4 separate regions of the Mus musculus genome follow, and all the other regions are linked to region 3. Evidence: chromatin loops called from intact Hi-C (ENCODE). Cell type or tissue: heart. All regions are shown on one strand. Each heading gives the region's core, and the rest is flanking DNA. Links, peaks and the distances in the headings are about the cores only.

Region 1 (7,470 bases), core at 824-5,823, 110 kb after region 3:
GGATGGATGGATGGATGGATGGATGGGATGGATGATGGTGGTGGTGGTGGTGGTGGTGGTGATCTGTGTCAGGGGTTGCACACATGAGGATCCTATGGAGAGTCCCACCCGGGCCTGAGAGGAGCTGTAGGAGATAGGGGGATAGGAGGGACAGGGGTTGCCTCTGGCATTGGAAGCAGTTGCACAGTAACTGAGGTGAGGCTCTCCTGAACCCAGAGCTACTTATTGCGCATGAGTTCAGCACATACTGCTATTTTGGAAGTCCATCTGTGTCATGGAGGCAGCAGATGACCTCATGGATGAAAGGAGGCTTGAAACCTGCTGCGTTAGAAACAGTGTCTGTTCTGGGCCTGTCCCTAGAAAGCCCACAATCCCAGGAATGTCACAGCTCTATTCTGGTCATCCTTGGCATCTCCCCTGTGCCTAGCGCAGGGCCCAGCGTAGGTCAAGCCTCGGGGAGCGTTTGTTGATTGACACCTGCCTGGGAAAGGAGTGTCCCTGGAGGGCTCTTCCACAGCCTAATAAAGATGGGTGAGGTAGGAGTGGGGGTCGTCATACTTACTGACACAGCTTGTTTCTTTCTAGGCCTTGGATGTATGGGCCACTGGGGTCACGCTATATTGCTTTGTCTATGGGAAGGTGAGTCCTGGGGACCCTGCAAAACTGTGTGACTGGATTCAAGGAGCCAGGAGTGGGCGACAGATGCAGAACCTTTTTTGTGTCCCTAGACAGAATGGCTTTTGAAAAGCCCACCTGGGCCAAGAAGTCTGAGGGAAGAGAGGCCTTTTGTTTCTCTTTCTCCCCTCTGGGAGGGATTGATTTGTTGCCCTGGGACAGCACATATCCAAGAGGAGGTGACAGTGGTATTGCCTCCTCTCCTCCAGAGTGAGCCCCGTCCTCTCTAGATGTCATTCATTCTTTCATCCATGCAACATTTCTTCACAACGTTGGGTCTTGCCGACCTCTAACCCTGACATGATCAAGATCCCACGGGTGCTTTGGCTCTGGTGAGCACATTTAAGGAGGCAGGCGGTATCTCAGTGAACATGTCCCCAGACGCCAGGGCCTGGGAGAGGAAGGCCTTGCTGCAGGCAGCTTTATTGCTGGTGGCAGGTGCAGCCAGCATAGTTCTGCAGTGACTCATCTGCTCAGTTACATTTGCTGAGCCCTTGCTGTGTGTCCTGAACAAGTTAGATGGGGCCTTTCCCATCTGCTGGGTTGGGGGTGGGGCATAAACTGCCTCGCACCCCTGGCCCCCTACAGTGTGGATCAAGGCCTACATCCTGTCTGTCTCTTCTTCCCACAGTGCCCGTTCATTGATGACTACATCCTGACCCTGCACCGTAAGATCAAGAATGAGGCCGTGGTGTTCCCTGAGGAGTGAGTTGTCCATGGAGGGGGGCGGATCATGGAGGCCCCGCCCCCTACTTCTGAACTTTAGCAGAGCATTTGCCCTGTGAGGGTCCCATCTCAGCCTTCAGAGTTAGAAAGGGGAAACTGATCCTCTGGAGGGTCCAGAGCAGATGGGAGGCCTTCTGTCCGTCCATCTGAGGAGTGTGATTGGGATTATTCTTGGTCCCAGGAAAGTGAGAAAAGGACCCTCCCTCGTTCATGGTGGCATCCTGGTCCCTGTCCTTTTCTCTGCCTAGGCCAGAGGTCAGCGAGGACCTCAAAGACCTGATCCTGAGGATGCTAGACAAGAATCCTGAGACAAGAATTGGGGTGTCAGATATCAAGGTGGGAGATGAGAGGCCTTGTCCAGGGCCAAGGTCTGTGTCCCCTTCAAGACGGACCTACCCTGGGATGTGTGTGTGGGGGGGTTGGGTTTGGCATTTCTGGGTTGAGGACTCCTTCAAGGTCAATGCTCGGGATACTTGGGGACCTTAGCTGGTTGATGTCTAACCTGGGTTATGACTCTTGTTGATGACCCTGGCCCTTCTCTATCTTCTGGGCTCTACAGTTACACCCTTGGGTGACCAAGCATGGAGAGGAGCCCCTCCCTTCAGAGGAGGAGCACTGCAGTGTGGTGGAGGTGACCGAGGAAGAGGTGAAGAACTCAGTCAGGCTCATCCCCAGCTGGACCACTGTGGTAAGAGGGTGAGGGATGATGGGACTCTCTCGCCTAAGAAGGGTGTGGCCACTGCTTGGGACTTGCTCTGTTCTTGGCATTTGAAGGAACAGTGGGGCATCAGGTCAGTCAGCCACAGTTCAGGGGCCATGGAAGTCCCCACTCCATTGGAGTCTATGGACTTTTGGAATAAGGTCACCTTATTCAACCCGATGGAGAGACCTGAGGTTTGGGGAGGGCCATGGCAGGAAGAAGCAGTTCCTTTCTTGCCTACATTCTGTGAACTGCTGCTCTACCTGAGGTACCACACTGGTGTCTAGTGACAGTGAAAAGCCTGGAGACTTGGCTCAAGAACTCCACCTGTCAGTTAGACCACACCCTACCCCATGAACTTACCTGCTTAGGCTGGGACTGGCTGACCAGGCCTATGCCCCACATTGACCTCTCCTCCCCAGATCCTGGTCAAGTCTATGCTGAGAAAGCGTTCCTTTGGAAACCCATTCGAGCCCCAAGCACGCAGGGAAGAAAGATCCATGTCTGCACCAGGAAGCTTACTGATGTAAGTACAGTGGGCTGAGGCCTGTGGGCTGAGGCATGGCACTGAGATATGTCCCCAACTTATATTAGTCTGGAGCTGTCACCAGAGCCTAGGGACATATCCAAGTTTCAGAGCAGGGCCCCATTTGCATCCTTGTCTAGGCCCAATGTCCTCCATGCACACACTGTAAGAGATGAAGACTTAACTCAGCTCTCCCTGGGACATATTTTCTTTCTGGAAGTCTGCTTTGCTCATGCTCTCCTGCTGGGTCCAGCCCAACTCTCTGGCTTCTAATGTTCGCTTCCCTTAGCCCTTGGCAGTCAAAATCTACAGACAGAGTCAAGTCTGCTCTTTATTGAAGGCTGGTGTCCGTGGAGAAATGGGCCCTTCTGACCACTTGCCCTGGCCCCAAGCTGGACATGTGATGCCCTCCTGAGTGCCTCATGTTATCCATAGCCAGCACTTTGTTCATCGATCGAGTCCATGTGGACCAGCTAGGTGGCAAGGCTGGAGGACAGGAACCCATTTGCTAAGGGGTCCCTACTTTGAACCACATGTATGAGTTCACCTCCTTGGGAGAGATCAGAAAAGCAGTTCTCTGAACATTGATTCTGGCTTCCAGTTTTTCTGCTGCAGTAAAATTCACCTTCCATTAGAGTTTGTGTACAGACCTTCAGAGGGATCTGTGAACTGAGATGTGTTCCAACTGAGAACTGTGAGGTGTTGTGAACCAGAATATCGTGATCCTACCGCAGATGGGTACCTCTCTGGCTGTGAGGGAGCTCAGGGAGAAGGGCTGAACATTTGGCTTGCCCTGTGGTAAAGGCACTTTCCCAGGGAGATGAGCATGGACGTAGTGCAGGCCTGCCCTTACAAGGAGTGGCCACGCAGTGAGGTAGACCTGGGGGATGTCTGCACGTTTCCTCCTTCCTCTCTGAGGTAATTGGTATCAGGGCCCTGGTGCTGCAGTGGATCATGGAGGATTTGATAAATGAACTAGGACGGATCTGAGAGTGAAAAGGATGCTGTTGATGATTATGTAGGCACAACAGTCTGACATCATGGCTGTGCAGGAAACGGGACCACTCCAGCTCAGTGCTTGTGTCCTGGAGCCCCCTGGTGGTACAATGAAGTGGCCTCTAGTTAAGAACAGTTCCAGTTTGTTCCCTGAAACTGAACAAAAACAAGAATCCGGTACACTTTAACCTCATCGAGGGCCTTGGGACACTTGGTAGACTCCATTTGTAACATTTTATGATATTGTTAGTCCAGTTCAAATTGATCCTTTGATTGGATATTTTTAAAACAAAGGTTGAGATCGGGGATGGGTAATCAGATTCAGGGATCTGTTGAATGGTGGAATTCCAAGACTGATGGTAACTCGGCCCTGTGGGGAAGTTAAAGGAAATATACAACGGAAGCCTTCTACCCACTGGGGTCAATATGGAAGACCTTTGACCTGGGCAGTATTCCTGGGATACCAGAAAGTCTTTTGGATCAGATGGTTAGAGATTCCTGAGAGGCCACAGAAGGGTTGTGGGTTGAGGCTGGGTCCAGGGGAAGTAGCAAGAAGGACTGCGAAGATGGGACAGATCCTAGGGAGGCTAGTGTGGATTGGGGATCTGAAAGGCTGTAGGATGGTCAACCATATGTGAATGTATATGAGAATCCCCTGCATACACACTCTGACTCCTGGGATCTCCCTGCCCCTGGTGTTTCCTAACAGGAAAGAAGGATGCGGAGAAGGGTGCAAAAGCCCAGAGCTTCCCGGAGTCCAGGAGGATGAGGCTGCGTCCTGAGTCCCTGCATGTGCCCAGGGCCGTCGGCAGCATGCTCATTCCGCACCTCCAGAGGCCCACCGCCCTCATGCAATAGTCGCCCCTGCAGGCAGGGGGCTGGGGACCGCAGCCCCTCTCCTGGCCCCCCTCACCCATTGTGCTGCATGACCTGCGCACAGGCACATCCAGGGACAGGATTGGAATGTGTGTCATCTGGGGCTTGGGGGTCCCAGTTGGTCCTCTCTGTTCTGAATCATCTTGCAGGGAATATTAGAAACCCTACCTGACTGGCTGGTGAGGCCCAGGGGAGAAGGCAAGAGATCAAAATGGCAGGTAGAGACCTGGTGGGCTGCTTCTTAGAGAACGCCCATAGGGATTGGTGGCCCGCCCAGCTGGTGCACACAAGGAGGGCGATTGCCTCACCTCTGTGTGGAAGGTGCTGAGTGCTGGCGTACTCAGATCTCTAGCGTGGATGCTACGGATAATGGCACGTGCCTGGGAGCAGACTCACCTTGGAGAATCCAGATTCCTCTTTCATTGTCTTTTACCTGAGGGCTGGGGTGGGAGCAGCTGTCGTGGGGAGCATCTTCCTCTGGCTTCAGGTAGTCCCTGGCACACTGTTTGGCAGTCATCTGGACTTGACATTCATGGACTGTGTTTTATACTCTGCACTTGCCGGAGAAAGGGCTGAAGTGGATGCAGCTCAGAGCATAGGCCAGAGCCCAGAGCAGTGTACTTTGCCTGTCAGCCTCCCTTCCTGTCTTATGGATCTCCGGAATGAAGGGTACAGAATACCAGCAGTGACAAGGAGGGTCATGACTCTCAGAACTGTGGCCCCGCAGATGTGGAAGTAACTGGGATCCAGGCTCTGAGCCGACGCTGGCTTACTCACCACATGCCTATGATGAAGGATAAACTGCCCGGGTGGGAGGCAGGTGGCCCTTCTGCCAGTTGCTTCAGTTAAGGGCATCAGACGGTCAGCCACACAGGTCAGAGCTGCACACAATTGGGACACCCATGGACAATGCCCTTCCAGAACAGATGTCAGCTCTCTGGATTCTGTGGTCATCTGGCTATTCTAATGTTTACGAATAATGCTCATAGGGATTGGTCCCCAAAGGGAGATGAGCAGGACTCAGGTAGCCCTCTCTGAAAGCCTCCCGGAAGAGATCCTGGCTGCCCACTTGGGTTTCAGAATGCAGGAAGGCTGGACTAGAAAAGAGGCCGGGTAGGAGCACTGGTTCCCACTGTATCTCTGTGCCCATGGGTGTACATTGCTCCTTCATGTGCACATGCGTGTGCGTGCCCATCTGCTGTATACAGCACACTTGCATGTCTCATACTGGCACATGCATCTGTAATATAGTTTCTACATCAACTTATGCCTAGGAGCAGCAGGTAGCCCACTGTCAAAGGGCTCCCATTTCAACCCAATTCCTCTGCACTAAGGCAGCCAATGGAACCCAGGGCTTGAAAACAAACCATCTAATCCTATCTCTAAGAATACTTTTATAGAGTGACTGGGAGGCAAGCTAAATACCAACCAGTAAATAACAAGGAGTCAGGGAGCTTCGTGGATGGGACCCACATGGGAGAAGCTGTCAGTTGGGTGGCTGGCCTCATTGACCCCAGTGGAGCCAGGAAGTCATGCTCACTGTTGCCTGTTGCTGAGAGCTTTGGTTGGCTTTGGTTGTGATTGTAGCACAAGTGAACAAACTCCATAAGAGTGTTTATAAAACTTAACTTCTTAGGAAGTGAATTACAAACAATAAAAAGCCCTTTGTTGAGTTTAAAAAAAAAAGTCTTTGTATGTCTTCTGCATCCAGACATGTTTCTTTCTTGTCACAGTTGACTTGGCTCAATTTTCTGGAAGGCACCGGAACAGCATGGTAGGGTAGTGAGAGGTGGGGAGAGGTGGAAGGTGGGTTCATGAGGCTAAGGACTCCTGTCGCCTGTGCAGCTTTGCGGAGAACTGGGTGCTTGAGAACCACAGGACACATTTCCTTTGGGAGACAGAGGCAGGCAGATTTCTGAGTTCGAGGCCAGCCTGGTCTACAGAGTGAGTCCCAGGACAGCCAAGGCTACACAGAGAAACCCTGTCTCGAAAAACAAAAAACAAACAAAGAAAAAAAGAAAACAAAAAAAAAATATTTATTTCATGTATGTGAGTACACTGTTGCTTTCTTCAGACACATCAGAAGAGGGCATTGTATCCCATTACAGATGGTTGTGAACAACCATGTGGTTGCTGGGAATTGAACTCAGGACCTCTGGAAGAGCAGTGAGTGCTCTTAACCACTGAGCCATCTGTCCAGCCCCTACATTTCCTGTTTCATAGGGGTTCGGGAAGGCTAAGTTGGGGAGCTGGGATGCCCAGTGTCTTCTCCATGACGTCTTAGCCTCAGCACTGACACTGTAGTCATGGATGGGGTCCTCCGGGGTGGTGATATCAAATGTCATCCTTGAGGTCAGACAGTCTTGTGTTTGAACACAAATTTGGCTACCTACCTAATAATAACTGACACCTTTGGCAGGTCATTTCAGGAGCCTTAGTTTTTTCATTGGTATAGTACAAATAGTATCAGCATTTTGATAGAGTTTTTGTGACAGTAAATTAAGTCCTTGTTACAAGAGACTGGCTTGTTATACAAAATTCAGAAAATGAGCACCTTCTGGGGAAACCTGGGTCTATTGCCCAGCAGGCCCTATATGGCTGCTCTTAGCCCAGCACTGGTCTTGCAACTGGATGAAGCTGATGAGGACTGAAGGCCAAGATGATCAAGCTAGAGGCTATCAGTTGGGGATCAGTTTTTCTACCTGAGGAATGCAGACCCTCAATGTTCCTGACTGCTTCTTGGTCGCTGTATGCTCCTGTGAGGGGCAGTACCAGGCCTTCTCCAGAGGGGAGACAGTGGCCAAACAAGTTTGTCAAATGCCAGCCCATACATGGGTTTTGTTTCCATTCTTTCCCTATCCCCACTGTCCCTCAGTTTCAGCCCCTAACTCTCACCTCACTGGTCTCCAGCCCATGTCCCCACTAGCTACCTAGCAAGAATCCCACTCTACTATTCTGGGCCTGCTTCTGG
Region 2 (7,470 bases), core at 1,666-6,665, 57 kb after region 3:
GTTTGAGTTCATAAACTTGGGCTGCGTGAGAGACCCCGTGTAAAAAAGAATAGAAAGGAAAAACAGATAAACAAAAAAACAACCAAAGCCCCCAGAGTGCAGCCCCAGGGAAGATCAGGGAGCCGTGAGGCCCATTGGTAATGTGATGCTGTGGAGTGAGAGTGGCCAGCATGCCATGGGGACCTGAGAACAGCATCCAGTGGTGAAGGGACCACACTGCCTTATCACAGGACTCTGGGGCCACTGGTGCTCCTCTCCACAGAGAGGTGCCCTATGGGAATGACAAAGTTGCACTAGAATGTCTCAGAAGCCCTTTTGCCTCAGATGGTTGGTGGTGATCTGGTTGCTACTCTTGGGAAGCCGAGACCTAAGCAGGGGAAGGAGCAGGTCTCAACCCAGCCTTCCAGAGCCACTTTCAAACCTGACAGAAGGATCCCATCCCTAGCTTGGTCCTAAAGTGAAGGTGTTAGTCCCTGTAAAAGGACAGAACTTCTATCCTGGGAACCCTGGCCATTCCGAGAAGGTAGCCCCTGGGTTTTTAGGCTACAGGATAGGAAGATGTCACTGATGGGTTAGCCAGAAAGCAATCCTAGACCCAGGTGAGGTCCAAGGTGAGCCCCTGATGAAACTGAGGAATCAGTCACCCCTCCACCAAAGCTACCTTGCCAGGGTCACACCTGCCACACTGCATGTCCTCTTTCAAGTGGCACTTAACATGCCTCCCTGCTGCACAGAATGAGAATCCCATTGTTACCAGGCAAGCAGGGAGGAGACACAGGTTCCCATGAGAGATGCTGATCCCACCCAGACATGCAAATGTTGTAGCAAGCCTTCTCATTTGTGGGCTGGTAGAGACGGGAGACCACTGGTGGTCGGCTGTGACCTTGCCTGCCCGGCTGCTTTTCTCACAGTGAGGTGCACCAGGTTCCCCCTTTGAACTTACAAAGAATGGTTGGTTCTTCCCTTCCGTGTGCTCTCTTTGTCGGCCTTCATCTGTCCGTAGTGGCTTGCAGTTTTCTCTATGGAGTGGCAAGGAAGGCCAGGGACCTGGCTGTGTAGAGTTGACTCCTTTCCTTCCCTCTGCAGGGAGCTCCTGAGAGTGTAATTGAGCGCTGTAGCTCAGTCCGAGTGGGCAGCCGAACAGCACCCCTGAGCACCACTTCCAGAGAGCATATCCTGGCCAAGATCCGGGACTGGGGCTCAGGCTCTGACACACTGCGCTGCTTAGCCTTGGCCACCAGGGACACACCCCCAAGGAAGGAGGACATGCATCTAGATGACTGCAGCCGGTTTGTACAGTACGAGGTGGGTGCTGAGAGCCGGGTTCCTGCAGTGGCTGGGCACACAAGAGGGCAAGGATAGACTCAGGTTGTGCTTGCCTCTGCCTCCTCCCCACAGACAGACCTGACCTTCGTGGGCTGCGTGGGCATGTTAGACCCACCGAGACCAGAGGTGGCTGCTTGTATCACACGCTGTTCCCGGGCTGGCATTCGAGTGGTCATGATCACAGGGGACAACAAAGGGACAGCTGTGGCCATCTGCCGCCGACTTGGCATCTTTGGGGACACGGAGGATGTGTTGGGCAAGGCCTACACGGGCCGTGAGTTTGATGACCTCAGCCCAGAGCAGCAGCGCCAGGCTTGTCGCACTGCCCGGTGCTTTGCCCGAGTGGAACCCGCACATAAGTCTCGAATCGTGGAGAACCTACAGTCCTTTAATGAGATCACTGCCATGGTGAGGCTACGGGGGCAGAGCCTGGGAGATGCTTAATTTGATTACAGCTGTAACCTAGTCTTGCTGTCAACCTTGACTCTACACTGACCTTGATCTTCAAATGTTTTTGTTAATCACGTGCTTTACCATTGAGGTGACCCCCCAGCCCTTTGAGCCTCTTATTGTTTACATTAAGCTTAATCCTGACATGTGTTTGAATGTTGACCTGGTCCAGAACTGATCACAGACACTGACTCTGATTCCCCTGTACTGTTCAGTTCTTTATGCTGACGTCAATCTTGACCTGGTCTCCAATCTGGCTTCCAAACTTGATGATGATGTCACTGATCATAAGGACAGTGACCTTGACTCCAACCTCTATTTTAATTTGTGATTTTACCTTCAGCCTGAGTTCTGTCTAGAACTTGTCCTTCACCTTGACTCCCATATGTATCTGAGAAAGCTAGCCCTTAGTTTGGGCCATAACCATTACCTCGTCTCTGGATTGACTTCAGCTTTCCCCACAATCTCAGTCTCATGATCGACTCCATATCGAACCTGAGTCTCACACCTGTCCTCAGAGTTGGTCCACCTCATCCCTACCCCTGCCTCATCATCATCTGTAGACCTAGGATTGATCTTGTCCATTCACCCTAGCCTACATTAATCTCATTGTCAAACCAATTTATAAGATCATCCTCTCTCTCTTCTCTCTCTCTCTCTCTCTCTCTCTCTCTCTCTCTCCATTTTCATTTCAATACAGGCTTCAAGCTGATCTTGAACTTGTGATTGTCCTGCCCCTGTTTTATGAGTGGCTGGGACTACAGGCTTACTCTCAAAGCTCATTTGATCCCACCACATTTCCTCTGTCCCTGTGTCTGAGACCTTGGGGACATCCCCTAACACTAGGATTGCTTGGGGTAAGAGGACGTAGGCAAGTCTCTCAGGTGTGTCCTACCTGGCCCGGCCCACAGACTGGCGATGGGGTGAATGATGCACCAGCCCTGAAGAAGGCAGAGATCGGCATCGCCATGGGCTCAGGCACTGCTGTGGCCAAGTCAGCAGCAGAGATGGTGCTGTCCGATGACAACTTTGCCTCCATTGTGGCTGCAGTAGAAGAGGGCAGGGCCATCTACAACAACATGAAGCAGTTCATCCGCTACCTCATCTCCTCCAATGTTGGCGAGGTTGTCTGGTGAGGCTCCGTGCTCCCTCCTCCCAAGCCCCTGTACCAACCAGCTCTGTCCCTGAGGGGGCCACCCCTGTGGTACAATCCAGCATCCTCTACAACCCCCCCCCCCCAAGCCATGGTCTTCCTCTTCATAGCTTCTTCCGTTGAGACCCATAAGACTGGAGAAGCAACTTCACCACAGGGCAACAGGGTGTCTACATGTATGCATGCACTGATATGTGTGTGTATGTATAGTGTGTTCAGGTGAGAGGTCTATGCTTAGGAATGTGTGTGTGCTCTCATGCACTGTTGAATATAAACACAAACAGGATGTATAACAGAGTGTGCTTATGTTCACATTTCTGTTTGCATGGGAGAGATGCCTGTTGGATGTGTGAATTCACATGTACTCAATGCATGTGGATTCTGCATCTTCGCACTTTTGGGCCAGCACATGGGTGATTGCTTGTGTTTATGTGTGACAGGTGTTGGGTGTTTGCACATCTCTGATACTTGGGCATGTGGTATGTGTGCATACACCCACCTGTCCTTGGTAGTCCTGTTATCCTCATGTCCCTCACTCTTGGGCTGCAGAGGAAGCTGAGGAGGGCCCCTCCTTCAGCCTCGGGTAAGACCTGGAGCTGGACCCTCTAGTGGTAGCTGGCCTGCCTGGGCTAGAGCCCGTGACTCTGGTTTTAGCATCTTCCTCACAGCAATTCTGGGCCTGCCCGAAGCTCTGATCCCTGTGCAGCTGCTCTGGGTGAACCTGGTAACAGATGGCTTACCGGCCACAGCCCTTGGCTTCAACCCACCAGATCTGGATATCATGGAGAAGCCGCCTCGGAATCCCCGTGAGGCCCTCATCAGTGGCTGGCTTTTTTTCCGCTATTTGGCTATTGGAGGTGAGCGGGGCTCCAGCCTTCAGGGGCATCCTAGGTTTGCAGGCTGCAGATAATGCAACTCAGCCAACATCTGCTAATAGACTCTGTGGGCTCACGTGACTGAAAAGACTAGGCACAGCCTATGGCTGGATCTGGGCCGTGGTCTGGTCTATCAGCTTCTACCTTTTCTCCTTCAGATAAGGTCTCTCACTAACCTGGAGCTTGCCCTTTTTGGAGGGTGGGGGCTGGGGGAGGGTTAGGCTGACTGGCCAACAAGCTCCAGTGATCCTCCTGTTGGTATCCCTACAAACCCACAGTCCTGGGGTTACAGCACACATAGTCACATCTAGCCTTTTACATGTGTGATGGGAACCCAAGCTTGGATCTTCAGTTGTGTCCACTGAGTCATCTCCTGAGCCCTGGGAGACGTTGGGTTAATTTTTATAACAGTCACAGACCTGTTTTTATTAGTACATATTGGATCAGTCACTATGCCTAAGAGTATGGCCTGCCAGGTTACTACTGAGGGCCTACCATTGGCACAGGATAGATGTTAGCATACCATGGCTTAGGGAGGGGATGATTGGGAAAGGGGCATGCATAGCTAAGAACCTCACCTGCCTACTACAGCGTCCCCTCTTCCCCTGCCCACAGTGTATGTAGGCCTGGCTACAGTGGCTGCCGCCACCTGGTGGTTCCTGTATGACACCGAGGGACCTCAAGTCACCTTCTATCAGCTGGTGAGCAAGTAGAGACCAGACAGGTGGGGCTCTGGATTATGAGGTCGAGGGAGTTCCAGAGAGAGACTCAGCCTCCGAAACTGGCCTGCAGCTCTCCTTTCCCATCTCCAGGTGTGAACACCATCCTCCAAGTAGCTTGCTTGGCCCTGGAAGGCCACAGGGCCAGCACAGCCCCCAGCTCAAGGAAATATTATTCTCTGACAATCATTTAAGGGGTACTAGGTATCTTACCTTTACCTCAGAACCCTGAAACATTGAGGGCCCAGAGGTGTGAGCCCTGAAATGGTGGGACTTCGGGCTGAGGGTCAAACTGAAGAGATTGAAGGAAGACAGTTGAATCACCCACATAGTATTTCTCAGATGGGACCCACTGACCTCTAGAATCTCGTGACTGGCAGGAACCTACAACCACACAGCACAGTGTGGAGCAGCCTTAGCTCAGTTCAACTCTGGAAACCAGCTAGACCCCTCTCAGCTACTGTCTGTCCTTCTGGCCCTTTGCTTGATTGAAGCAGACATTACAGAACAATGTACAGGGATTGCTAAGGGAGTGTTGCTTTCCTTAGAGCATGCTACCTACATTATTGGAGAGGATGCAGCCCCAGAGCCATGTTCTGGCTCTGGCACCCAGCAGCCCTCAAGCCCATGAGTCCATCCACCATGGTACAGAGCATAGCCCTGCCTCCTTCAAAGGCTATTTTCTCTCTTACCTCAGTCAGGGATCACTCCATCCTTGATCATTCCAGCATCTCTGGCTCCCACGGTAGCTTTGGGCTGTGCCTCCACACATCATTGTCTTCACCTTTCTTTAGATCAGGAGTGCTCAACCTTCCTAAATGCTATGGCTGCCGCCCCCCTACCCACGTTTTACAGAATTATTTACTTATTTTATGTATGTGAGTACACTGTAGCTGTTTTCTGACACACCAGAAGAGGGCATCAGATCTCATTACAGATGGCTGTGAGCCACCATGTGGTTGCTGGGATTTGAACTCAGAACTTCTGGAAGAACAGTCAGTGCTCTTAACCACTGAGCCATCTCTCCAGCCCACTGTGACCCTTTAATACAGCTCCTTACATTGTGGTAACCCCCAATCATAAAACTACTTTCATTTCTACTTCATAACTGTAACTTCACTACGGTTATGAATTGGAATATAAATATCTGATGTACAGATGGTCTTAGGTGACCCTTATAAAAGGGTCATTGGATGCCTCCCAGGGGCGTCACAGCAGCCCATGGGTTGAGAACAAGGATCTGTGTAGATCTTTGCTGCTTTAGAACGTGGATCCCAAATCTCTAGGGATCGCCTTTCTCTCTTCTGAGATCCAACCCTATAAATGCCGTTTCCTTCCTCTGAGATTCTCACAGGCCTGTGAAAACCCAGTCTCCCCACAATGATCTCTCTTCCATCTCCTCTCAGATCCACTGTCTGCCTGGTCATTGAAGCTGACACCTAAGAGTCACATTAGACATCTCCTTAAGTCCCCAGTTAGCCTGATGGGATATTTTCTTCTCAGCAGTCCTTAGGGTCTTCCTTTTCTCATTCAGCCACTTGGTTGGGAAATGTCCATCAAACACCACTCACTGTGGCTTGGCCACAAATAACTGAGTGTGGAAGTGCTAGTCAGAGGGTCTCTACAAAAAACTGGCAGTCTGAGGAAGTCTGATGGCCTGAGGAAGTTGAGACTCCTATTCAGGGTGGCAAGTTTTTCAGTGGGGAGTTTAGGCACACCGTGTTTTATTTGTCTATGTGGGTACATGACATTAGGTGTCTTCCTTGATTACTCTCAACCTAATTTTCTTGAGACAGAGTCTGTCACTGAACCTGGAACTCATAGATTCATAGATATACCTAAGCAGGCGGTCAGTGTGCCCCAGAGGCCTGCCTGTCTCTGCCATCTTTCCAGCCTTAAGTTGTCAGATTTCAAGAAAGGGATCTTTGGGGTTACTCCCAAAAGGGAACACTCTGATTCATGACTTTTTAAAAAGATTTTGTTTGTTTGTTTTTAAGTTCGTGTGTGGAGAGTGTTTTACTTGTTTGTATGTCTGTATATCATGTGTCCCTGGTGCCTGCAAAGGCCAGAAGAGGGTGTCAGATTCCTGGAATTGTAGTTAAAGTTATAAGCTTCCATGTGGGTGCTAGGAATCAAATCTAGGGCCTCTGGAAGAGCAGCCAGTGCTCCTAACGACCAGGGTATTCCTCCAGCCTCCTGGTTCATGACTTCTTAAACTTTTTTTACTTGAAACCCCTTCTTATCCAAGAAATTTGTATATGGCTGGGCGTGGTGGAGCTCGCCTTTAATCCCAGTACTTGGGAGGCAGAGGCAGGTGGATTTCTGAGTTCGAGGCCAGCCTGGTCTACAAAGTGAATTCCAGGACAGCCAGGACTACACAGAGAAACCCTGTCTCAAAAAGCAAAAAAAAAAAAGGAAAGAAATTTGTATATGTTCCCAAGCGTATAGCTATAAAAATACATATACAAATCAATTACTTGTTAATAGTAAATCACAAGGAAATTTATTTTAAAATAATTATGCCAACTAGGACCTTAATCCCAGCACCTAGGAGGTAGAGGCAGGTGGATTTCTGTGAGTTTGAGACTAGTCTGGTCTACTTAGCAAGTTCCAGGCCAGCCAGAGATATATAGTGAGACCTGTCTCAAACAAATCAAAAGCGGGCTGGAGAGATAGCTCAGCAGTTAAAAACACTGGCTGCTCTTATAGAGGACCTGGCCTAGATCCTCAGCAAATGTGTAACAGCTCACAACAGCCTGCAACTCCAGGTCCAGGGGGATCTGATAACCTCTGAGGGTACCAGACAAAGACACTCACGTGGTACACAGACATACATGCAAGCAAAACACCTACACATATAAAAGTGTGTGTGTGTGTGTGTGTGTCCAAACCAGAGCTATAGAGATAACTCAGTGGTTAAGAGCACTGGCTGCTCTTACAGAGAACC
Region 3 (7,470 bases), core at 1,712-6,711:
TTGAAGCCCCTGTGGCAGCTCTTTACTCACATGGAGTATGGCCTGTTTGAGGATGTGACACAGCCTGGCATTCTCCTTCCCCTACACCGAGCCCTTACTGAGCTCTTCTTTGTCACCGAGAACCGTGCCCAGGTAAGGATGTGTCCACCTCTTGCCCTGAAGCCTTGGCAGAGAGGATACCTCTGTATGCTCTTACCAGTTCCTGCTCATGGCAAAACTAGTGTTACACCCAAGCCTGCAAGCCCAGGTTGTCCAGGCTTCAAAAGGAGGCCGACCTGGACCTACAGTCCAGCATCCCCAGAACACATACCCGTATTCTCAGCCCCAGGAGGAGAGAACCTCAGATCAACTTATATTGCTTATTTTGTCTGGCCTATAGCCAAAGGGGTCTAGGGACTGCCTTAGACTGGGACTTCTGGAAAATCAAACAGATATGTTCTTCCTCCTCCTCTTTCTTCTAGGCACAATAGACTCATTGAATTGCCACATGAAAGGGCCTTTCACAAGTCCTTTGCCTGTCTTCCTCAGGAAGACATGACTACCATACCCTGCCTGATCACCCTGTGGGCATCAGGGATAGCCCTGGAACCAAGTCCCTGGGCCTTCTAGATAGGTTCCTTCATGGCTGTAGAGTGTGTGGTGTCACAGGTGCCTCGAAGTGAGCTTGCTTACCCCCTGGAGGCTCCTGTCTGCCTGTGGGTGTCTGTGTTCAGCCCTCCTACCTTCCAGCATTCAAGGAGCCCATGCTGTCTTTACAGGAGCTTGGCCTGCTTCAGGAGTACCTGCTGGCCTTAACCACCGAGGACCACCTTCTCCGATGTGCAGCACAGGTACCTCCTCCCTGTCTTCCAAGAGTTAGCCTGTGGGTCATGTTCCTGTGACAGATAACACCCCCTCACTTGCCGGAACTGGGGGTGGGGCTGTGACTTAGAGTTGCATGACAGGTCCAGACCCTGCCAGAGTTTACATGGAGCTCAGCTGCTGTTCAGTCACTTCCTCCTGCTCTCAGAAAGAGCAGGGAGCCTCATTTATCACTGTCACTCATATTAAACTGTGGGGTCAGAAGACACTAGCAAGAATCTGGTCTCTGAAACCAAAACAGCCAGTGCCTTCACTTAACTACTCATTGGCCGATCTTGGAAGTTTCCACAGATTTAGATTCTAGATATTTTTGGATTTTTTTGGATGTACTTTGCTTCCCTGGCTAGAAAACTCCTCTTCTGACAGCTGTGCTTCTAAATGATAGAGGACCCAAGAAACCCTGTATACATCAGTGTGCATCATTAGAGGTTAGACTTAAGTGTCTAAATTAGAACAGTAATTAAACATTTATGTATCAATTCAATCTTTAAGACAGTAAACACATTTCATGTTAATGTGTTTTGGGAAAAATCTCTTCAAAACAAAATAATATTGAGGATGGCGGCCCTGGCTCCATTTTTGCAGACTTCTTTAATGTCTGGGTCAACAAAAGCTGGACTCTTGTACTCATCTGCCCTGTACTCATCCTGGAGAAAGAAGTGTTGTGCTCTACTATAGCAGACAGACAGCTGGGGGATCTCCAGCGCTCATAGAACGTTTCTCAGCTAGGCATCCACCTGGGACTCTTCCCAGAGCCTAATCCTTCAAGGAAGGCTCTATGTGGAAGGTTAGAAGTGTTTTGCTCGGAACTGGGGCTCCCCTACTAAAGCAGGGGAAAGAGCAGGTGGGGCTGCTGAGGTCTCTTAGCAGCCAGCTGCACTGGCTACTACGGCCCTTGCTTTCTTGATGTGCTATAAGAGATTTTGATGTGTGGTGAGCACCAGCTTTCTCTCCATGGGCTTGACTGGCCCTCATGCTTGCCCATGCATATCTCATCCCCCTTCCCCTGTGGCCCTCCCCACAGCTTGCCAGTCTCTTCCCTGAAGTTCTGCCTTCTAGCCATGTCCTTCTGGGACAGCTGCTTTCCCCGCAGTGTTCTGAGCTCCCCATGGGTACTTCTCTAGCACTAGCTGTTCACCTCTTGTGTGAACCTTTGTGCTCCCCTTCTGTTCCTTTCTATGGCTTTCCCAGACCCCTGCTTCAGCAACTAGACTGCTACCACACCATGGCCATGGTTGTTTTATTACTTACCCAGGGTTTTCCTGTGGGCTTTGGTTTTGTTTTCTTTCTCATTCTACTTGTGAGCCACTGGGTAAGGGGGACTACCTCTGGCTCACCTTATCACCCTCCAGCTGAGGAACTTAGACTCAAGGATGAGGAAGTCAGTGGCTCTTGATATTGATAACTGCTCTTTCCCTCCATAGGCTCTGCAGAACATTGCTGCTATCAGCCTGGCCATCAACTACCCAAACAAGGCCACCCGCCTCTGGAATGTTGAGTGTTAGCCTCAGTGTGATATGCATGGACTTGATCATTTGTCTACAGGGGTTTATAGCAGACCTCCAACCTTGCTCAGGAAACCCCTGAAGCCTCTGCACCCAGCTCTCTTTGAGCCCACCCCCTGCTCCCATCTGGCCAAGCAGCCGCCTCATCAAAAAGGCCCACTGCAGGCGCCACATGTCCAAAAAGGCACAGCAGTGTAGAGTGGCTCAGAAAGAGCATCAAGAGGCCTTGGGAAAGTTATTCAGAGAATAGAGACTAGAGGCCAGTCTCCTCCAGGGGAGTCACAGCACTGAAGACCTGGAAGCCGTCTCTGAAAGGATTCTGTCTCCACTGAGTGGGAGCTGCCTAGGCTTGCCATCAGGAGAAGGCACCATCCACCCAGAGCTACCTTTGCAGTAAGACTTGCAGCTTGCAGCAGCAGTGGCCCAGTTGGGACACCAGCCCATAACCAACATGAGCACCTCCCAGCCACCTCCAGTTCCCAAGCAATCTTCTTGCCACAGCTTAGCTGGCCAACTCACAGTGAGAGCAGGTGTCCCTGGGAGCAGCTGGCAGGCTTTGCTTGTCACTGTGCAGCAGCTCCCCGCACACATCTTTGTTCCTTCATTGTTTTAGTTTTCATTTCCCCTCATGGTTTTAGAAGAGAACCACATCGACTCCCTGAGAGGTCCCCTAGGGAATGCCTAGGGGCAAACTGGCATGTGTGGAAGTGACAGAAATGGAGGGGCTCTCCAGCACCTGCAGTGCAGGCAGTGCCCTCAGAGGAGCCTTTGTTCAGGAGTCAGGACACACCTGATTATACTTCTGCTCCAAGGTCATGGTGATCAGCAGCCTACGACCTTGAACCTCCTGCCTGGTTGTTTGGCCATCCCCTGCCTAGCAATAACTACGTTAGTTTTAGTGAAGCTTTTGCGTATTTCCTTCTATGGTTTTAGCATTGCCCTGTGTGCTGATGACCTTTTTCCCCAGAGCCACAGAGTAGGATGCTGGGTCAGCAGCAGGCCGTGGACTTTCAGGAAGAATCCTGAGGCACCTGCTGTTGAAGGGCAGGCATCTGGCCAGAGGCATATCCCACCTCACAGGCAGAATGCAAATAAAAAAAAAAAAAAAAAAGGCTCCTAAGAGCCAGGGCCACATTTGGCTGGCTTTTGCTGTGACCAAGCTTGCCCCTTTGGCCTCTGAAGACTCTTCTGGGAGTTGGCAAAGGACTGCATTGGCAGAACCTGAACCTGCAGGTGTGGGAGCATCTTGTGCAAAGGTGCTATGCCTTCTGGCACCACTTCCTGCCCAGTCATAGAATTAGGTTATCTGATGAACCCCAGCACACAGGAAAAGTGGCCACAGAATGGGAGGGGATGGGTTATAAAAGCAGAAACAAATGGAGTGACCTATGGTCCACCACCCTGACATCAGAGGGAACTTGGTCCAGGTCCCATGGTATTGGACATGGTGTCTGCTGGCCCAGAGGAACCTCTTTCTCACCTTTTGCTCTTTGCCAAAGCACCTACGCTTTGCAAGCGGCCTAAACCCCAGAGAAGTCTCCCGTTGCACGCCATTCCCTCCAAGTAGGTCTCGGATGAGAGTCAGAACAAGTGCATGGTGAAGAGGCTTCACTCGCGGTGGCTCAGACCACACAGCAGTTAGAAGATGGGGGAGGAGATGGCACACTCACACTCCTCCACACCTCAGACTGAGCAGAGAGAGCAGGTGGACAGGGCAGGGCAAGGCTGGAGACCTCCCTTGGGACAGTGGCCCCAGCTCTCCTCCCACCCTCCCATCGGGAAGAGCAACTGTAAATAAACGCTGGACTCCATAGCTCCTCTCCACTCACTGCTTGCTGTTTTCTCTACGTGCTTCAGTTTGCATAGAATGAGCTTAAGTTTGCCCTTCTTCACACACCACAGCTGCTCTCTGACCGGACAGGGTCCCTCCTGACCTGGCCACCTGCAGCCCACTGCCTCTGCTTCTCTAGGCCACTGGGTGGCACTGCTGAGCCAGGCCAATGTCTCCTGACCCCAGCCGGGGCAGGAGGTCCCAAAGGATTTCCATCAAGGCCAATATCCCCTTGACTCTTAGGAGGCAAGACTGCCTGGACGGAGACAAAACTGGCAGGCATAAGGGGTCGTGGAAACATGTGCCTAATCTATAAAGAATTCTGTTCCAAATCAGATATATTGTACAGACACTGTTCTAATGAGAGGAGTGACTTATTTTCATCATCGTTTTTAATTTGTTTTCTTACGGGTTTACGATTTTGAATTTTTCTTATTTGGTTGAGTGAAAGAATTTTGATTATATCAGCTGAGTGAGTTCAGCCTGTAAAAGGAATGTTTTAAGTTGTGGATAAGATATGCAAATGAAGAGAAATATATTGTAAAAATTCTATATAAAAAAGTACAACTCTGTGTGGATTTCTCCCTTTTCTCTTTCCTTCCCTGCCCCCTTTCCCCTGTGGAAAGACCTTGCCATATCCCCCAGGCTGGCCTCAAACCCACAGTCCCTTGCCCATGTCTCTCATGTCTGGCCCTTCAGTTTCTCTTATGAAATATATTTTGAAGTGTATGCCTGGCCAAACAAATGGGATTTACAGAACCTCATCACTGCCTGCTTATGGGAAGAAGTCCAGAAGACCCTTCAGGGCCCAACCTTTGTTGACAGAACTGTGAGCCTTGCCCTTCATTGTGGTCAACCAGGGGATCCATCCTCGGGTGGTGCCTTCCTTGGGTGCCATCCTAGTACTCTCATATGGATGCTTCCTTTCCCATCTCCTCTTGAGGTCAGGGTAGCAAGCCACTGATACCTGCTAGGAGGCTCTAGGGCAGTGTTCTCAGCCTGTCACGACCCCTTTGGAGGTCAAATGATCCTTTCACAGGGGTCGTACAACAGATATCCTGCATAGCAGATATTTACATTATGATTAATAACAGCAAAATATTTATGAAGTAGTGATGAAAATAAATTTTCTGACCCAAATTTAGGCAACAGTTTAAACTTACAAAACTGTTCCAGGAAGAACTATCGACATAGTCCTATTAAATAGGAATATATATGTATATATATATATATATATATATATCCACTACTAAAGTGTCTCAAGCCTTCAAGAGTTTAAGGGCCACTGAGATGGCTCAGTGGGTGAAGAGGCTTGCAGTCCAGCCTGATAACCTGAATTTGAACCCAGAAAGAAGTGAATAGAGTCTTAAAAGTTGTCTTCTAACACCCACATACAGAGACATACTAGATAGAGATATAATTTTTAAAATATCAGCAATGTATGAGAAGAAAATGTATAAACACTTCCTGCAGTAACAAGGCCACTGACAAGGTCCAGTCAAGCAAATGGCAGCCATTAGCAAATTCTTTCTTAGGGATTCTTGGCTATTGTACCTTCCCTCAGCTCAAAAGGAATTGAGACTCACTTTGAAGGCACGGTTCCAGAATTCAGTGCGCTTTCTCCATATTTAAGTTAAACTCCAAACTGAATTTGTTTGTATGCATATGCATCTAATCCACACAATCTGTGGAGGTCGCAGAGCAACCTAAAAGAATCTCTTCTCTCTCACCAGGGTCCCGGGCAGTACACTCAGGTCAGTAGGCTTGGCAGTGAGGGCCTTTACCTGCCAAGCTGTGCTGCTGGCCCCAAACTAATTAAATTGAAAAGGAGAATTCACCAGCCTATAAAACCGGGAAAGCTAAGGGTTGCATCTGACTCTGGGGAAAGAGAAACTCTATGGCCTGAAGGTGGACAGTCAGTTTGTCTGTCTCTCCTCGCCTCTCCTAATCTTCCAGGATGTTTGCTCTCAAGGTGGCAGTGCCTGCTCCCTCTGAAGAGCCTCTCTCTGTGCCCCTTCATGGGAGGCTTCCCTAAGCTGTCAACCACAATTTGCCTTCATGTTTAAAAAGCTACTTGGAAGACTCATGTCCTTATGGGCTGCTATCTCAGAACTGCTGAGCAACCTGTATCCATGACAACTGGGCAGATGCCATGTCTGGGAAATCCCCACGTAGCCACTGTGAGTCCTGTCAACACAGCTGCTCAGCCACTACACCAGGTGAGACACCCTAAAGTATGGTGGCGACACTGTTATTAGGACAGAAATTCACAGCAGAAGTGAGAAGAGTCAGCTGACTAAAATTCCTTTTACATTTTAAATTTAATTTTTAAGGTTAACATACTATTGTGCATTTTAATCAGGTATAATGTAATGTTCATATGTTGTCTTGTTTACAGTATTACAGATTTAACCTAGGGCGCCCCACATACTAAACAATAACCTGATCACTGGGCTTTCTGTATTTTTTTTTCTTTTAAGGCCTAAGTTCTCCAGGATGGCCTTGGGCTTGCAAACCTCCTGCCTCAGACTCCCAAATAGTGAAAGTCATTGCAGTCCTGCCCATCCAGGTCCCACTTACCACTCATTGTGAACATTCAGAAACCTCTGTAGGGAGCAGAGCTCAGGAGTAGAGCATGTGCTTGGCTCTCATAAGCTAGCACCTCCTCAAAAAAAAGGTCTATACAAGCTGTCTTGAAATAGCTGCCAGCCACTGCTATTCTGTACTAGTGGACTTTAGAAGCTTTTTCTCCTGGGAACTTTTCATCTCTTCACTTGGTAACGATTCTTTTCAACTCCACCTTTCTAGACTTTAAAAAAAAAAATTATTTTATGTGCCTGCCTGCATGCACATGTGTACCACACGCATGCAGTGCTCAGATACGCCAGAAAGGGGTATCAGATCCCCTAGAACTGGCTGTTAGCCATCATGTGGGCACCAGGAACCAAAACCTGGGCCTCCACGCCCAGATTCATTTACTTTCTTCAGCTCAGCCTTGCCTCCTAATGGTCCCGCCTCATCCTCAAAACAGTTGGGAACCAAGCCTATGGAGGACAGTTCATACGCAAGCCATTCCTGACGTTCAGATGTCCTTAGCTACCAAAGACTCATGCCCATCTTCGCACGCAAAATGTCTTCAATACTTCTCTTAAGACTCTCCAAAGTCTCAACCATTCCAGTGTGACTCAAAAACCCAAGTCTAAAGCATCTTCAAAGACAAACTCTTAGTTGTGAGCCCCTACAAAATTGAAAAATCAAGTTACATATTTACAA
Region 4 (7,470 bases), core at 1,559-6,558, 75 kb after region 3:
TATAAACCTGGCTTCTTGGGGATGGAGTGAGTGGGGGAAGAAGAGGAAAGAGCAGGAGGAGGAAGAGGAAACATAAAAGGAAAGAGGATAGGGAGAAAGAAGAAAAGGAGAAAGAAAGAGAAAGGAAGGGAGGAGGTGAAGTGGGGGAAGAAGAAGAGGAGTATGGGAGAGGGCGGCTGTGGCATGAAGCAACATACTGGACAATGACTGCCTTCCTTTTCCTTTCTTCTCTCCATCCTTTCTCTTCTCCCTCAATTGGAGCAGGTCCCTCTCTAGAATATGGCGTAAGCATCGTCGGGGCGGGCACAGAGATGGCTCAGTCTTAGCACCCACCCATTCCTATCACACACAATTCATTTCTGGGCCTACTGCTGTAACAGCTGCACGTGAAGTCAGCTGGGAGAGGGACATGCCCTTTTGTTTGGGGTCAGGGTAAGGTCACAGAGCCTGCTGAAGCTCTGACTCCTTAGGAAAAAAAAAGCGAAGGATGTGGTTCCCACCACCCTGGCTCAGTGGCGTCAGACAGTTGAGAGAGTTCCTACTGGAATGTCAGTGTGTGTGTGTGTGTGTGTGTGTGTGTGTGTGTGTGTTTTCTATTCAAGAGGTTGGGGCTGGTCCTGGGTGCTGGGAGGGGACATGCAGAAAGCAGCCCAGTTTGCATAAGGGTTCGGTGCCAGGCCCAGGGGCCATTCGCTCCCTGTTAGTAGCTCATGAGGAAGAAGATTCCTTATCAGCACTCAGCGTGGGTCGGCTTGGCCGGGGGTGCAGAGCAGTGAAGGTTACCAAGGAGACCTGTGCTTCAGGCTGGTTCTTCTAGTAGGCCAGGGTGAGAATGCTTCCCTCTGACCCTAGGTGCACAGTGTGAGCCAGCCTGATCAGGTTCTTGGGACCCTATGCTCAGGGTCTGCTTTACTATTGAGGAAGGCAAGGGTTGTATTGGACCTGAACCCTAATTCAACAGTGTATTTTAGTTCTCTGTCCTGGAGGTTTCTGGGACCGTCCCCCAAGGGCTTCTTCACTCTGGGGAAAGTGTTATGTTGTCCCACTTTACAAGAAGCAGACTTAGAAAAGCCAGACAATGCCCCCAAGCCCTCAACAAGTGACACAACTGCCTAATATCAGGCTTTCCAAGCTGGGTCTCAGAACTCCCTAGGGATAGGTGACCCTAGTCTCGTCTAGATGTCTACCTCCCTGTCTGTTCTGGTGGTAAGGATGGGATGGGAGTGGTGTCAGGAGTACAGTCAAGCAGGTCAGACAGAGGGAGAGCAAGGTTGCAGATAGAGATGCCAGCCTGAGGCTGAAGTTAATGGGTATAGACCAAGCTTGGACTTGAAGGGACTGACGAAGAGGGAGTGTCCAAGGGTAGCTCTAGGCTACAGGACTTGACATCAGTTCTGTTCATCTTCCTGCAGGTCCCCAGGACTGAACTGTCTACTCTGAGACTGTGGGGGTGGGGATGGAGGTAGAGTGTTGAGGGATTGTCCTGGCGAGACCCTTCAGTTCTGTCCTGTCAGGTTCCTGGAGTGGGGGTAGCCAGTAGCTTTATCTCTGGCCCTGTGGCTGGTGGCCATGGTGGTTTCCGGAGAGCAGCTCCTGTTTCCGGAGGCCCAGCAGGGCCCAGGCGGAGCCTTGAGGGGTAGTGGGGCTGGGCCTGGGTGGCCTCACTGGCTCCGCCTCTGTCTATCTTTGGGAATTTATTTCACGGGGCACCACTGGCCGGTACTCCACTGCCTGCCAGCAGTCAAAAGCTGCTCTGATCACCCTGGGTTTTTCCCTCCTAACCCAGATCCCACCAACGAACCTCCAACTCTGGCCCCACTTGGCCTGCTCTGTTCTTAAGGGGCTGGGAAGCCTCCAGCCACTCCACTGCTCTCTCTGTAGACACAGATGCTAGCCTGCCCTTGACCACAGAGGCCGTGCGGGGGGCTTGTCTCTGAGCCCCTTCTGGCCCACCATGGCTCGGCGGCTGCAGGATGAGCTGTCAGCCTTCTTCTTTGAGTATGACACTCCCCGGATGGTGCTGGTACGAAACAAGAAGGTGGGAGTCATTTTCCGTCTGATCCAGTTGGTGGTTCTGGTCTACGTCATTGGGTGAGTCTAAGTCCCCCTCCCAACACCTTTGGGCACCAGTCTTCTACATGTGCCAATCCTCAGAGCTCTGGGGTACCCTTCATCTCTCCAAGCACTGGAAAGCTCTCCTGGTGAGCCTCCATGCCTTAAGAAGGAATAGGCCCTGTTAACCTACTGTCAAGATGGAGACACCAATGCAGGATAGGACACGCTACTCTGGGTGCATGGTGACCAAGGGGCAACACCATTGTGGGTCCTGAGGACATTGTAAAAGGCCCCTTCTAGTGAGTGAGTGGCACGCCCTGCAAGAGCCCTTTTCACCTCCAACTTTCCTCATGCAACTGAAACAAAGCAATGCCTCATTTTACTCGCCAGAACATAGGCTCTGTTCCCGTCTCTCCAGTCAGAACAAAGGACAACCTGGGAAATCCAGGTCCCTGGGGGACTAAAAGACAATTGGATTCTGAACACTTAGCATCTTGATGGAGACACAGAGCAGGAAGTAGTCTCCATTCCCAAGTGTGACATCTCCTTCCCTGGCACAGGGTCAGAGCAGCACAGGTCTCCTTCAGCTATCTGGCTAGCCTGGGAACCATGCAAAGGCTAGCAGGCCAGGCAGGATCTTGTGTTTGCATGTGTGTTGTGTGGGCTAACATGGTATTCTATGACTGCCCATGTCCTATATATTTAGCCATGTACCGGTGGTTTTATATACCTGGTTGGCTACGCAAGCTTACAGCTGTGTCTCTGTCTGCCCTGGGTCTGAGGTAGCTGGGTACCAGAAGTGTCACATGTCAGGAGCATCATGCTTACTTACAGTCACACTAAAAAGAGCCTCTAGAGGCTATGAGATCAGTAAAAGGGTTGGGTCCTAATGGGAGCCTGAGAACGCCCAGTACCCCTGCCTGCCTGTGTTGTGTGGTTCTGAGGGCTCTGCAAATCCCCATTTGGGGGGACTGGGACTAAGAGCCCAAAGAGTTACTCATGTGGTACTAGCCTCTTGGGAGTATCTAGTTCCTAGAGTAGCCTTTCTTCTGCTCACTGATGCCCTAAGATTCAGAGCTAGTCAGGTGCAGCCAAAGCCAGGATCCTTCAGCTGCATTTCAGGCTATGTCTTGGTCACAAATCAAGTTGGTCAAGCTTAAGAGGAAGACTAAGGCCCATAGAGGAGCCCTGGAATTTCTAGGTCACTAGGCAAATCAACCCTGAACCTTTGCTCTGTCTCCTCATTTCCCACTCCCTACAAAGTTTCCAGGAAACTTTCTGATGGGTACCAGTAGCCTCCTGCTGAGCACAAGAGGGGCGTAAACGTCCACCATTAATTATTTGCTAGTTCCTCAGGAAGGAGAAGTCACTACTCAAGCCCAGCCTGTTTCTCACTTGGGGAGATCAAAATGGTTGTCCCTACTCAGGCCCCAGGGGCTCTCTACTTTATTTTCAGAACTGTGGCTAGGAGCAGTGTCTGACTGTCACAGGGACAGAACAAAAGGGATAGTCTACTGTCCCTACTGCCCCTTAGCCCTGATCTATACCTCCTGTGACAGGAACCTTACCCCATCCCTCTTTCCTTTCTTCTGGCCTGAAATGGTCTATCATTTTCAAATGTTTCAAATGTTTCTTGTTGGTGTGAGGGTGGGGGTATCAGAGGTGAGGGATGCAACTAGTCTTGCTAAAATTCCCAGTTCACACAGCAGAGCCAAAGGCAAGGTCTTCAGGTCCCCAAACCCAGGCTTCTCTGCCCACTAACTAGGGCGCTTACTAGCTCCAGCAATGGCACCTACTGTCTCTGTCGCCCTCATCTGGCCACTGCCAGATGCTACAATGACTCCTGCAGGTTAAACTCCTGAGCCTTGCTCCACTGTTACATAGGACAGCGGTTGGAGAGGACCTTTCCTTGTGAAGGGAAAGGGCTTCGCTATAAGGATCCTCCTCTTTCCTAGATGTTTGTCTGGTCCTGTGGGGGCTGCAGGGAAGTCGGGGGTGGGGGGGACGAGAGAGTCAGTCTCTGGGCACCAGACAAGGTGAAGCCCACATTGGGGACGGGCAGCATGGAGGTGGAGAGGGACACAAAGTCAAGCATTGGAACACAGTTCTGATGAAAGTGGCCTTAGACTTAGGCAGGCAGGCAGGCAGGCAGGCAGGCAGGCAGGCAGGCAGGCAGGCAGGCAGACAACAGACAAGAGGCTGAGATGCCAAGATCTGGAACAGGCTCAGAGGAGGAAAGTTAAGGCTTTGGACTCTATTGGTCATGTTCTTCCTGTACATTCAAGGCAAGTGGGGAAGAAGCCCTGGAAGATGGAGACTCTGCTGGCCTGGGTTAAGGTGATGTCACAGGTGAAATGCTCCAGTTGGAGGGATTGGGCTATGAGACAGACTGGTCTAGCCGTTCCTGCTGGAAAGCAGAGGGGACACAGGGTAAAAACTTCGTTAGGTGGGTTTAAGTGGGCTAGACTGGCCAGGTATGGAAGTACGAGTTTAACCCTAGCTAGTTAGAAGTAGGTGGATCTCTGTGAGCTTGAGGCAAGCTTGATCTACATAGTGAGTTGTAAGACTCTAAGGCAGCCAGGGTTACACAGTGAGACCCAGTCAAGGGGTGGGGGGTTGGGGGACAGCTGGATTTTGTGTTTGTTTGATTTTTGAGACAAGGTCTCTCTACATAGCCCTGGCTCTTCTGGAACTCACTTCGTTCTGGCTTCAAACTCACAGATATCTGCCTCTGTCTCTGCAACCCAAGTGCTAAGAATACATGTGTGAGCTACCATGTCTGGCTCTGGTTGAATGTTTTGTTTGGTGACTGGAACTTGCATGAGACTGACTTCAAATAATATCCACCCTTTTAATTAACTTTTTTAAGAAAGTAATCATTATTTTTTAAAGATTAGTTTATTTTATGTATATGAGTACACTGTCACTGACTTCAGACACACCATAAGAAGGCATCAGATCCCATTACAGATGTTTGTGAGCCACCATGTGGTTGCTGGGAATTGAACTCAGGACCTTTGGAAGAACAATCAGTAATCTTAACCACTGAACCATCTCTCCAAACCCTGAAAGGAATTATTTTTATTTTATGTTTATCAGTGTTTTGCCTGCATGTTTGTCTGTGACAGATCTTGGAGTAGTTGTGAGCTTTCATGTGGGTGCTGGGAATTGAACCTGGGTCTTCTGGAAGAGCAGTCAGTGCTCTTAACTGCTGAGCCATCTCTCCAGTCCCCTCTCTTAATTAACTTATCTTTCATTTATTTGTTGTTAGGAATTAAACCCAGGGTCTTGAGCATACTAATCGCACTTCCCAACCACTGAGTTTTTCTTTAATTTTCATAAACACACACACACGCACGCACACACACACCACAATTCTGACCCAATCAGGCATGGTGGTATTTACCTCTAATCCTAGCACTCAGTACCCAGAATATCATGAATTCATACATTCATGAATTCAAGGTTAGCCTGGACTACATGGTGAGTTCCAAGCCAGTTTGGAATACAGGATGATACTGTCTCAAATCAAGCAAAACCTCACAAGCATGTTGTCCTTATTATTCACAAGGTTGTATAATTACCACTTCTAATTACATTTCTATCATTCAAAAAATCATACATGCCAGGCGGTGGTGGTGCATGCCTTTAATCTCAGCACTTGGGAGGCAAAGGCAGGCGAATTTCTGAGTTGGAGGCCAGCCTGGTCTACAAAGTACAAAGTGAGTTCCAAGACAGCCAGGGTTACACAGAGAAACCCTGTCTCGAAAAACCAAAAAAAAAAAAAAAAAAAATCGCACACACACACACACACACACACACACACACACACACCCCTTCTCCTCACTGCTTGCCTATTCTGGGTATTTCCTATAAATAGAACCACATGCCATGTGCCTTTTTGTATCTGGCTTCTTTTTCCTGCTGTGTTGGTTGTGACATAAACCAATAACCCAATGCTTTTTATGGCTAAATAATATTCCCTGTGTTGATTCGCCACATCTTATTTATTAGAGTATCTGTGGTTGGACGTTTTAGGCTGTTTATACTTTTTGACTCCCATAAGCAATGCTGCCCTGAGTATTTGTAGACTAGTACTTTAGTGGATTTATTTTTTTCTGTAAGGTATACAGGTCAAGTGAAATCCCATATTTAAAAATTTGAGGAACTCCAGAGAGCTGTTTTCCAAACAGTCCCATTGCATCAGAGATGCCTATGAGATGTCTGGTGTGGAAGGTGGATGTGGGTCCCAGGTATATTGATTGCCTCTTTGGTAGCTGAGACAAAGCACCTGACAGGAGCAGCCGAAGGCAGAAGGGGTTTGACTCATGGTTTGAGGATCCAGTCTATCATGATGGTGAAGGCATGGTGGCGGTAGCTCTGACTGTGGTGGCAGGAACTGGGATGGCCAGTCTCCCCGGCCCTCAGTCAGGAAGCAATGAGAATGCCGGCTTGCTTTCCCCTTCGTATTCGGCTCACAGCATGGTGCTGCTCACATTCAGGGTGGGCATCCCCAGCTAAGTTAAACCTTCCTCACTGGGGATGTAGCTCAGCTGAGATAGTATCTGCATAGCATGCACCACGAAGCCCTGGAGTCCATCCCCAGGACACATAAACGTAGGTGGATTTGCATCCCTGTGTGCAGGTAGAGGCAGGAGTTCAAGGTCATCTTCAGCTACACAGAGAGTTTAAGGCCAAGCAGGGATGTTTGAAACTTTGTTTCAAATGGTCCAAACAACAAAGTCAACTTCCTCTTCAAAAAAAAAAATTAGCTTATTGCTTTTACATTAAGCCTCCTCCAAGTTCTCAGGACAGAGACAGAATGAAGTTAGGTTCTTTGCCAGCGTATAACAGAAATGACCCAGATGGCCTAGTTCCCAAATGAGCTTGTATTTCCCTGTGAGACCTCATGATCTTGGTCCCCACGGGCTGTATTTCTCTTAGCATTCTTATCCTCTATATTCTCACCAGAATGGCCTATTAAGCTCTGATTACAGCATCCAAGGGCTTCTGTAGCCCACAGCTCCTTCCACAGACCAGTTTCAAAGGCCTAAGCTGTACATGGTCAGCCGTATCTAAGCAATGGCCCCATTCCTCAGTATTCAGATCTGCACTGGGAAAGGTCCTCTATAGGAACAACACTGACAGAATGTATGTGTGGCATAGAAGAGGAGTCACTAGATGGACTTACACAATAGATAGGGGCCAGGTAGTTTAACTACAGCTCTCTGCATGCTGGAGGGGGCAGAAAGCCTGGTAGCAGATCAGTCCATGAAGCTGGATATCTCAGGAGTCCCAATATGGTACCGGAGGCCTGGAAGATTCCTAAAGAGTCACTAATTCTCGGCTCACATTGGAAGACCAAAGAAGGTAGGGCCCGATGTCAGCAGAGGATGTCAGTTGCAGCAATAGCAC

Evidence for each region. Hi-C counts contacts between places; a loop is a spot of excess contacts. Peaks named below come from ENCODE experiments on the same cell type or tissue, not always from the same donor. Only the 100,000 strongest peaks of a DNase experiment are listed, where the experiment ranks them.
Region 1: a loop joins it to region 3, with 4 times the contacts of the local background. A loop is called at or near these places in 12 of 42 quality-filtered maps.
Region 2: a loop joins it to region 3, with 6 times the contacts of the local background. A loop is called at or near these places in 19 of 42 quality-filtered maps.
Region 4: a loop joins it to region 3, with 8 times the contacts of the local background. A loop is called at or near these places in 23 of 42 quality-filtered maps.

The regions. Positions count from the first base shown.
Region 1 is chr11:73,035,889-73,043,358 of GRCm38, forward strand. Camkk1 (calcium/calmodulin-dependent protein kinase kinase 1, alpha) reads left to right here. Exons shown (of 16, transcript NM_018883.3): 11 at 586-639; 12 at 1,307-1,380; 13 at 1,650-1,737; 14 at 1,961-2,089; 15 at 2,524-2,627; 16 at 4,333-6,185. The coding sequence ends at 4,405. Among named protein-coding and RNA genes, the nearest start is that of Ncbp3, 8.2 kb to the right of the region's middle. In heart, for the core only: a CTCF peak has its summit at 3,740 (motif pointing left); no DNase peak of the experiment used is centred there.
Region 2 is chr11:72,979,041-72,986,510 of GRCm38, forward strand. It overlaps Atp2a3 (ATPase, Ca++ transporting, ubiquitous), which reads left to right. Exons shown (of 22, transcript NM_016745.3): 13 at 1,087-1,305; 14 at 1,399-1,734; 15 at 2,688-2,908; 16 at 3,584-3,786; 17 at 4,420-4,505. Among named protein-coding and RNA genes, the nearest start is that of P2rx1, 16 kb to the right of the region's middle. In heart, for the core only: a CTCF peak has its summit at 4,455 (motif pointing left); no DNase peak of the experiment used is centred there; H3K27me3 peaks cover 40 bases.
Region 3 is chr11:72,922,352-72,929,821 of GRCm38, forward strand. It overlaps Zzef1 (zinc finger, ZZ-type with EF hand domain 1), which reads left to right. Exons shown (of 55, transcript NM_001045536.2): 53 at 1-132; 54 at 759-830; 55 at 2,286-4,769. The coding sequence ends at 2,366. Among named protein-coding and RNA genes, the nearest start is that of Gm34704, 14 kb to the right of the region's middle. In heart, for the core only: no CTCF peak of the experiment used is centred there; DNase peaks (open chromatin) are centred at 4,110 and 4,350; H3K27ac peaks cover 733 bases.
Region 4 is chr11:72,997,361-73,004,830 of GRCm38, forward strand. It overlaps P2rx1 (purinergic receptor P2X, ligand-gated ion channel, 1), which reads left to right and starts at 1,785. Exons shown (of 12, transcript NM_008771.3): 1 at 1,785-2,091. The coding sequence starts at 1,955. In heart, for the core only: CTCF peaks have their summits at 1,675 and 3,868 (motif pointing left); DNase peaks (open chromatin) are centred at 1,591 and 3,871; H3K27ac peaks cover 403 bases.